3 separate regions of the Homo sapiens genome follow, and regions 1 and 2 are each linked to region 3. A link is a loop called in an ENCODE intact Hi-C map of the cell type or tissue named here. Cell type or tissue: CD4-positive, alpha-beta T cell. All regions are shown on one strand.

Evidence for each region. A loop is a pair of places that touch in the nucleus more often than their neighbours do. Peaks named below come from ENCODE experiments on the same cell type or tissue, not always from the same donor. Only the 100,000 strongest peaks of a DNase experiment are listed, where the experiment ranks them.
Region 1: a loop joins it to region 3, with 6 times the contacts of the local background. A loop is called at or near these places in 7 of 110 quality-filtered maps.
Region 2: it touches region 3 in a loop (2.8-fold over the local background); 2 of 110 quality-filtered maps call a loop at or near these places.

The regions. Positions count from the first base shown.
Region 1 is chr2:118,185,417-118,187,916 of GRCh38, forward strand. THORLNC (testis associated oncogenic lncRNA) reads right to left here and starts at 970. Exons shown (of 3, transcript NR_144530.1): 1 at 815-970. RefSeq lists enhancers at 955-1,134, 1,275-1,324. In CD4-positive, alpha-beta T cell, no CTCF peak of the experiment used is centred here; DNase peaks (open chromatin) are centred at 565 and 985; H3K4me3 peaks cover 1,453 bases; H3K27ac peaks cover 1,257 bases.
Region 2 is chr2:118,220,790-118,223,289 of GRCh38, forward strand. All of the region lies in intron 1 of LOC105373578 (a long non-coding RNA gene), which reads right to left. Among named protein-coding and RNA genes, the nearest start is that of THORLNC, 36 kb to the left of the region's middle. RefSeq lists an enhancer at 1,244-1,538. In CD4-positive, alpha-beta T cell, CTCF peaks have their summits at 1,368 (motif pointing right) and 1,572; a DNase peak (open chromatin) is centred at 1,412; H3K27me3 peaks cover 1,091 bases.
Region 3 is chr2:119,365,414-119,367,913 of GRCh38, forward strand. It overlaps C2orf76 (chromosome 2 open reading frame 76), which reads right to left and starts at 1,421. Exons shown (of 6, transcript NM_001322331.2): 1 at 1,377-1,421. It overlaps DBI (diazepam binding inhibitor, acyl-CoA binding protein), which reads left to right and starts at 1,564. Exons shown (of 4, transcript NM_001079862.4): 1 at 1,564-1,647. The coding sequence starts at 1,639. RefSeq lists enhancers at 995-1,254, 1,625-1,954, 2,485-2,500 and a silencer at 1,375-1,524. In CD4-positive, alpha-beta T cell, no CTCF peak of the experiment used is centred here; DNase peaks (open chromatin) are centred at 1,458 and 2,218; H3K4me3 peaks cover 2,309 bases; H3K27ac peaks cover 1,040 bases.

The DNA.
Region 1 (2,500 bases), 1.2 Mb before region 3:
TTGTTGTTATCCGGGAGAGAGACCTTTCCAATCAACCTGTGTTGTGGGGGTTGCAAAAACTCCCTCCGAGAAAGCGATTGGAGAGAGGCTTTATGGCTTTTTTACATAGATGGGGGTGAGCGGGGAGGTTGAGAGAGGGCACGGCGGGGGAGGGGGGAGGAGGGGGCGGGGGGAGAGGTGGGGCAGGAGCCCGGGTTTATGGCAGCCGGAGTGTGCTAATTAAAATGCCATCTTCTCAAACAGGTATTGGTGGCTTCTTGCTTTTCCATTTATGGATAACTGCAATATGGCCTTGCCGTTTGGTTTAAAAAAGGGAGAGGGGGAGGTGACTCACAGCGGGCAGTGGCAGTGGGAGCTGCAGTGCTGAGGATCTGGGTGGGGTATAAGGAGCGATTGTAAGGCAGAAACACCAAGGAGTTATATCCCTGATGTATTGGCAGGAAGGGCTAGAGAAAGAAACAAAAACAAAGACTTCCTTGGCCCTGCGCCTGTCCAGGCTCTGCTAAGAGCCACGTTCCCTGCATACAGACGTCGGCGGGCCTTTCTGGGTGACAGTGCTGAGCCGCGGCTGCAGTGTCACCAAGCGGCACCTCGGCCCCGGCCCCGCCCGCGCCAGCTGGGACAGTCTGGAGACCTTCTTTTCATGCCGTCAAGTCTCATTTTGCCAAGGATTTATTTTTCTTCGGGGAGAGAGGGAGAGCGGGGGCAAAGGATGTTCTCTTAAAGTATCCAGCGATCAGAGCCGCTGAAGCCTCCAACCAGAAACTCAAACTTCCCTGGATTGACTTTTCCCCCTTTGTTCACATCATCTCACAAATATTTGGCTTTCCCCGGCCACGTCTGTTCTATTTCTGCTCCGGAGAGATGGCTTTGTTTTTGCTTTCGTGCGGTTCTGCGAGGCGCTCCACGATCCCGCCCCCTGGCATGGCAGCACCTACCGGCGGCGCGAACTCGGCTGCTGTGGGCTGCTGCGCGCTCTCGCCTTTGTCAGTTTCATCAGCCGGCGTTTCAGCTGCGCGCGCGCATGCGCCTGCCCACCCCTCCGCCAGTTCCGGGCTTGCGTCCCCGCCAGGCTCCCGCGCCCGTGGTTCTCAAGTTTCCCGCCCTTCTAGCCCGCGCTACACCCTTCCCAGCTCGCCACTTTATTTTCTCGTTGTTGGCGCAGCCCGTTCTTCCGGCCTAAACCAAATCTCATTTTCGTTCCTCGCCTCCTCCCTCCTTCTCGTGACTGGATTTTGGCAGAGTATCTCTGTGGGGCTACCCCAGATCCCTCAGCCTTGGATCCTTCCATGGGCCATGCTCCTGGAGTGTCACTGGCCAGCGAGACTTGCTTTGGTCTGTTTTCCCCATCTTTTATCTGAAGACTTCTACCCCCACAGCCGCAGCACGCAGTCCGGCGCCGCTTGGGAAGCTTTGGACGGGATGCTCCCTCCTTCTGCTTCCCTAGTAGGGGTGAGGGCCGCATATTTGAGTTCCCAGGCCACTTTTCTCTCCCCTATAGCTTTAAAATGCTTCCTTGAAAGTGTCCGTTTACTTGTCTTGAATTAAATTGGTTTATTTATTTAATCAACACATATTTATTGAGAATCTACTATATTTAAGTATTAACCTGTTGTTAAATGTTGGGGATATACTGGGAAGAAAAACAGACACCTCTCAGCCTCCCATGGCCTATAAGAGATTTTCTCTGGGTCGAGGACCATGCAGTATTTGTTTCTGTAACCTGGAACATATAGATGCTCAATAAGTTTCAAATGGACGAAGGAAAGAAACAAATTCTCTCCCTGCCCTGAGCCACCCCCCATTTTCTATGTGCTGTATCATAATGCCGAAACACAAGCTCACTGTGATAACGTTGGTAGATTTTTCTCAAATTCCTGTATTTTCATTTTCTCCCCCTCTCCTGCTGAAGGTCTTCAGAGCCACCAGGTGGCTTTGGTCCAGTTCTAGCACTCCATTTTATTAAGGCACAGATAGGACAGCGTCAAATATCAAGTGGTTAATTGGTGATGGAGCCCAGAACAGATTTGACCTTGGGCCTCCACAGTCCTAGTCCGTGGCTCCGTAAATGACACATAGACTTGCATGTCCTTGTCTCCTGTGCCTGTCACATGTCCCCCAGCCAGAATGTCAAGAAAATGTTAAAGCAGGCTGGTACCTAGTTTCCATTAAATTCTCTTCTAGGTTCTTCCTGGACTCTCTCTGGCACTGCTTAAGAGGGAGATTAACTTAATGGATATTAAGACATGATTTCCTTTCTTAGCTTCCCCTTAGCCCCTACCCTTGCCCTCAATTAACTGTATGCAGCACAGTAGGCTCAGCTCTATCTTAATTGGATTTTCTGACAATCACCAGTAACTTGGAGCTGAGTGCTGTGCCCATCACCTGGGTCAGTTTATTTCCATGATTAGATTTATTTAATCAACATAACCCCCATGTACCTGGGCTGAGAGGGACAGATAGCTGCCCAAATGTTCCCTGGACATTGTGCTAATGGCAG
Region 2 (2,500 bases), 1.1 Mb before region 3:
ATTGGTTGAATCCATGAATGTGGAATCCATGGATATGGAAGGCCGTCTGTATGTAAATTTGAGAATTGATGTCTTCACAACATTAAGTCTCTGCATTTAAGAAAACAGTCTTTTTCACCTTTATTTGAATCTTATCTTGGAATATTCATCAAGAAAGTTTGTAGGTTTCTCCATGTACTTTCTTCACAATCTTCTTAAGTTTGTAATAAAGACTTTTGAGTAAGGTGATGACAAAATAATTATTGATCTTTCTTGTTTGGGTTGTCTTAACATCATGCAAGTAACAAACAGCCTTGTGTAGGTAGATCCCTTTAACACAATTAGCTGGAAAGCCCCTGCTGATTCAGGTGTAGACAATTGCAACTAGCCCACGACAGCCAGCATGGCTGTTTCAGCTTCACAGACCTGGCACCTATCAGGGGCTCAGTTGGTTAACATAAGATTAATAATTCATCAAATGATTTCACTAATTTAACCCAATTGAGAATCATTCTCTCTCTGAGCTCAGTTTTGCAGGCAAAGCATTTGGGGCTCTATGTTACTAGAACATGGTCTTCATTTTTCCTCATATTCTGTAGTGCACACCATCAAGTTTATTGTCTCCTTGAATAAGAGACCTTCACATAAGATAGATGTAACACACACATATATGCATACTGCATTTTACTGGGTATATATTCCATTTTTTAAAATCTAGCTTGGCTTTGAGAAAGAAGTATCAACCTTTGCACCCTGTGGTCTTTATCACCAGGCAGGAAGGCCATGAAAAAACGTTCCTCATTTGAAGTCTGGGAAACCCTCCACACTCTAGTGCTGACCAGCACTTTTGAGAGAAACCGCAGATCCAGGGGCTAGTAATGTGTACTAACAAGCTTTGTATCCTGAAATCCATACTGCAGAGGGGATTGAAATCTACAGAAAGCCACATCTGTGTGTTCCTCGCAGTCCCCAGCAAGGAGCCTGAATACAGCATGTCATTATGATTAATTGTGGGTAATGAGGGTCTTATGAAACCAAGAAAGAGAAGCGTTTATTTCTCTGCTGCTACAGTTATAGCCTCCGATTTGTTTTCAAGCACTCTACAGAGGACAGCCAAAATAGAATAGGAAATGACTATTCTCCAGCCATCCTTTACTTCCCTGCCAGGCATTTCAGTAAATTAACAGGCAGGGACCGGTTGGGGATTTTGTGAGCCTTCTCAAGGATATGATAAAGAAAAGACTTCCCAGTTCAAAGAATCTGTATAAAACCAGGCTATAGGAGAGATCAGCTGTGAGTTCTGAGAAGCTAAGTGGTGCTCTGAGTTCAGCTACAAATCGGACAACAGACCACAGTGAATAAAAGAATTCTTTTATGGAAGCAGCGGGTGTTTTCGTCATTCTCTAACCTACCAGAAGGTGGTGCAAATTCACTGCTGATACAGTAAAGGAGGACGTGGCTTTCTTTTCCAGCCCTACCCTGTCCAAGTACAGTAAAACAGAGAGAGAGAGAGAGATTTAAAAATAAATTAGACAGGAATATTTAATCTTTTTAAAAACAAATAACTCCCCTTCAAGTTGTCTAACATCTGTCAACTTATTTCTTGCTGAGACTCAGTTGATGTGAGTCAAGCTAATAAAGAAACATGACACAAAGATTTGAAGAAGATAATTTTGAATATCTTAATGTAATAAAATTAAGATGGAGTATTTAATGGCTTAGGACAAACACTACATTAAGGAACTGGCCTATGTTCCTAGAGATTCTAACAAATAGCAAAGAAGTGGTTAATTGGACAAACATTTTATTCCATTAAAGCATCATTATAGTATTTTAATATTTGGACATAAAAAAATCTTTAGGATGAAGCACTATGAGTTTTGTGCAGCAGCACACGCATTTTTGAAATGAAAATTAACCTTTCTCCTAGGAAGATAATATAGGATGTAGAAGACCCAACAAGAGTGTTTAAAAACAAACAAAAACAAAACAAAAAACAAAACAGAAACCTTTCACTAACAACAACCAACATAACAAAACCCTCTTCATTTGGTGTGAGGGGAGTTGCTGGAAGCAAGCCCTGGCTTAGAGCAGCTCATCAGCTGTGTGTACTGGTGCCCACGTTTCCAATAGTCAAGAGTATTTTTAGAGATGGGACATCTACCTAGAAAGAAGAAAGTTTTAAAAAACAATTTGTTATTTCAGTAACATATCAACTGAGGGCACCATCAAAAATATTTTCCTAAATTCTCTTAATCTCCAAGACCACTCTATTATATCTAAACAGAGAAGGAGTATTTTTGAATAAAAAGAAAACAAAACAAACAAAAGCAAAACACCCCAAACCTTTTTATACAGAAAACAAAACAAAGCTCCAAATGAAGGCTTGAACATTTTCGAATTAGAATTTCTAAAGAAAACGCATCCAGAGAGTGACCTCAGAGTTCTGGGTAACTACTGATTTTTCAGCCCGAAATCGAGCATAGGTTTAGCAAACGTTACCAGGGAGAACAATGTATTT
Region 3 (2,500 bases):
GTTTTCCTTTCTCAAACAAAATTATGCTCAGACTGAAAACCCTAGATTTGTTCCCTATTGCATCTTCATTTCTTCCCAAACATTCCATAAAACGTGACCTACATTAAGTTAGCAAGTTAAGTCTGAAAGCGTCTACCTTCCCTGGGGAGGGGGAAGGTGTAGGCAGGGCAGAGATTTGTAGTCCAGCCCTCTTGCCACAAATTATGAATTAGAGAGGAATGACTTTGCTTTTTTAATGATCTCCAGAGAATTTTCCATCATTTCCCTCTCTTCACCCAGCTCCTTTGCAACCACTGCCAGAGAAGTCTTCCTTTAGCTTCTTAAACATCGATCCTAAAACACTTCCAGACACCTGTGCTGCTCCTTTCAGTTCCCATGGAGATTAGGCTGTGTAACAATCTCGCAAAGACGTTCCCCTCCGTCTCCTCATCCTCTTTTCAAACCCTTTTACGATTTCCCATCTCACTCAGCATGACAGTCAAAGTCCCTGTGATGGCCAACTTCTGCATCACCTAGCCAGTCTGCCACCGCCAAAACTCTCCAGCCTCATCTTTCTACTCTTCCCCTGGTTCCTTGCCCACGCCTTTACACTTGTTCTCTGCTTGGAATCTTCCCTCCCCTCCTTGAGGAACTTTCTCAAATGTCACCTTCCCTCAATACTCCCCCTCCTCCATTTAAAACTATAAACTTCCAACTCTCTAAGCCCCTAAAGTACTCTATATTTAACTTATTGTATAAACTACTGTCCCTACTTGTAAGTTCCAAGATTGCAGGGATTCACCCGCTTTGTTCACTGCTGTCTGCCAAGGTCTAGAACAGTGCAAGTTACCCAACAGGAGTTCAATAAACAGCCATTCATTTAACAAATATTTGCTGAGCACTTCGTCCCGTCCAAGTTTGTTAAATCAAGACAAATAAGACACCGTCCCTGCCTTTAACGCACCAGATGGAGAAATGCACCACAGACATAAATGTGCAATACAGGCCTGACACTACGGCCACAAGCAAGTCAAAGAACGTGCCAAAAGTTCAGAGGAAGAAGCCTCGGCTTCGCCTTTCGGGAGACCAGTCCAGCTTTCCACCATCACGCTGCTCATCAGGGACCATCTCCGGGGGTCTCCTCTAGACCCCAAGGGAGGAGCGGGTCCCGCCCGCCATTCCCAGGTCTCAGAGTTTACTTGTCCAGAGATGCAACTTCCGGCCTCTTCAGGCCGGGCAAGATTTAAGGAAAGAAAAGAAACATAAGGACCTCCGTTCTTCGGTCTCCGTCCCCTCCCCTTCCCCCGCGTGCCGTCCCCACAACGGGCCAGGACTGAACCCAACTCTCGACCAACTCCCGGCAGCAAAACTAAGCACCCTACTTCCGTTGTCCCCACCTGTTCCCGGCGTCCCCTTCGGCTACTCCCGGCGTTTGCGCAAGCGGTCCCACGTGGGCTCGGGCGGGGCTAGCGCCGCGGCGGGGGCTGGGCACGCCCCTAGCGCATAGCTGGCTTCTGATTGGCTTTCCGGTGCTCGCCCGAGCAGGGTTGGGGCGAGTGGACCGCGCCTCTAAAGGCGCTTGCCAGTGCAATCTGGGCGATCGCTTCCTGGTCCTCGCCTCCTCCGCTGTCTCCCTGGAGTTCTTGCAAGTCGGCCAGGATGTCTCAGGTACAGCGCGTGCACAGCCAGGCTGCGAAGGTGCAGCGGGCGGGAGGCCCGTTGGGGGCTCAGCCGGCTGCCAGAAGCTCTCGGGCTCTTTCCTTCCGTGCCCCTCACTTGCTCATGGGCCCATGCCTAGCCCTGATTCGTTGGACAGAGCCTTGTGAGCGGGATTTTCCGTTTGGGGATTTCTAAATCTGCTGCCCACCCCGCAACTGCCGGAAAGTTGCCCATGGGGTGGACTTCGCTGTGTAGCGGGAGAGGGGTGGGAGTCGAGGGTGCTTGATGGAGAGATGGGGGAAGGGGTTGCACGGATTGGAGGAGCGAGGAGACTCAGTCCCCATCCCGAAGCACAGGGCAGGACGTCGCGGCGGAGTGGGGAAGCGAGGAGTCCGTGGCCGAGAGCTTGGAGGTCAGGGGAAGTACGGGGCCGGCTGCTCAGAGTGCGGGACGAGGAGAATCGCGGCCCGGGGAGAGGTGACCCAGGGGCCCCTCCCTTCTCTCCAGTGTAGACCCTTGTCTGAGACCGAGCTATGTGGGGCGACCTCTGGCTCCTCCCGCCTGCCTCTGCCAATCCGGGCACTGGGACAGAGGTCGGTGTTGAACGCGCGGGCCCCAGGGGGAGGGAGGGGACCAACGGGCTCCGGCGCTGACACCGCGGCACTCATGCCCTGTCCCCTTTCAGCTGTTTCCAGCATACTGTGCCCCGTCTGTCCTCAGGCCAGGGCTTCGCTGCAGCCCCGGCCACTCCCTAGTGCCTGGCCCGGTGGTGGCCAGGCAGTTGGCCGCGCTGCTTCTCCCGCAGAGGGGACCCCCACTGGGGGCGAAGGCTTGGCCTGCCCTCTTCACTGCTGTATTTCCA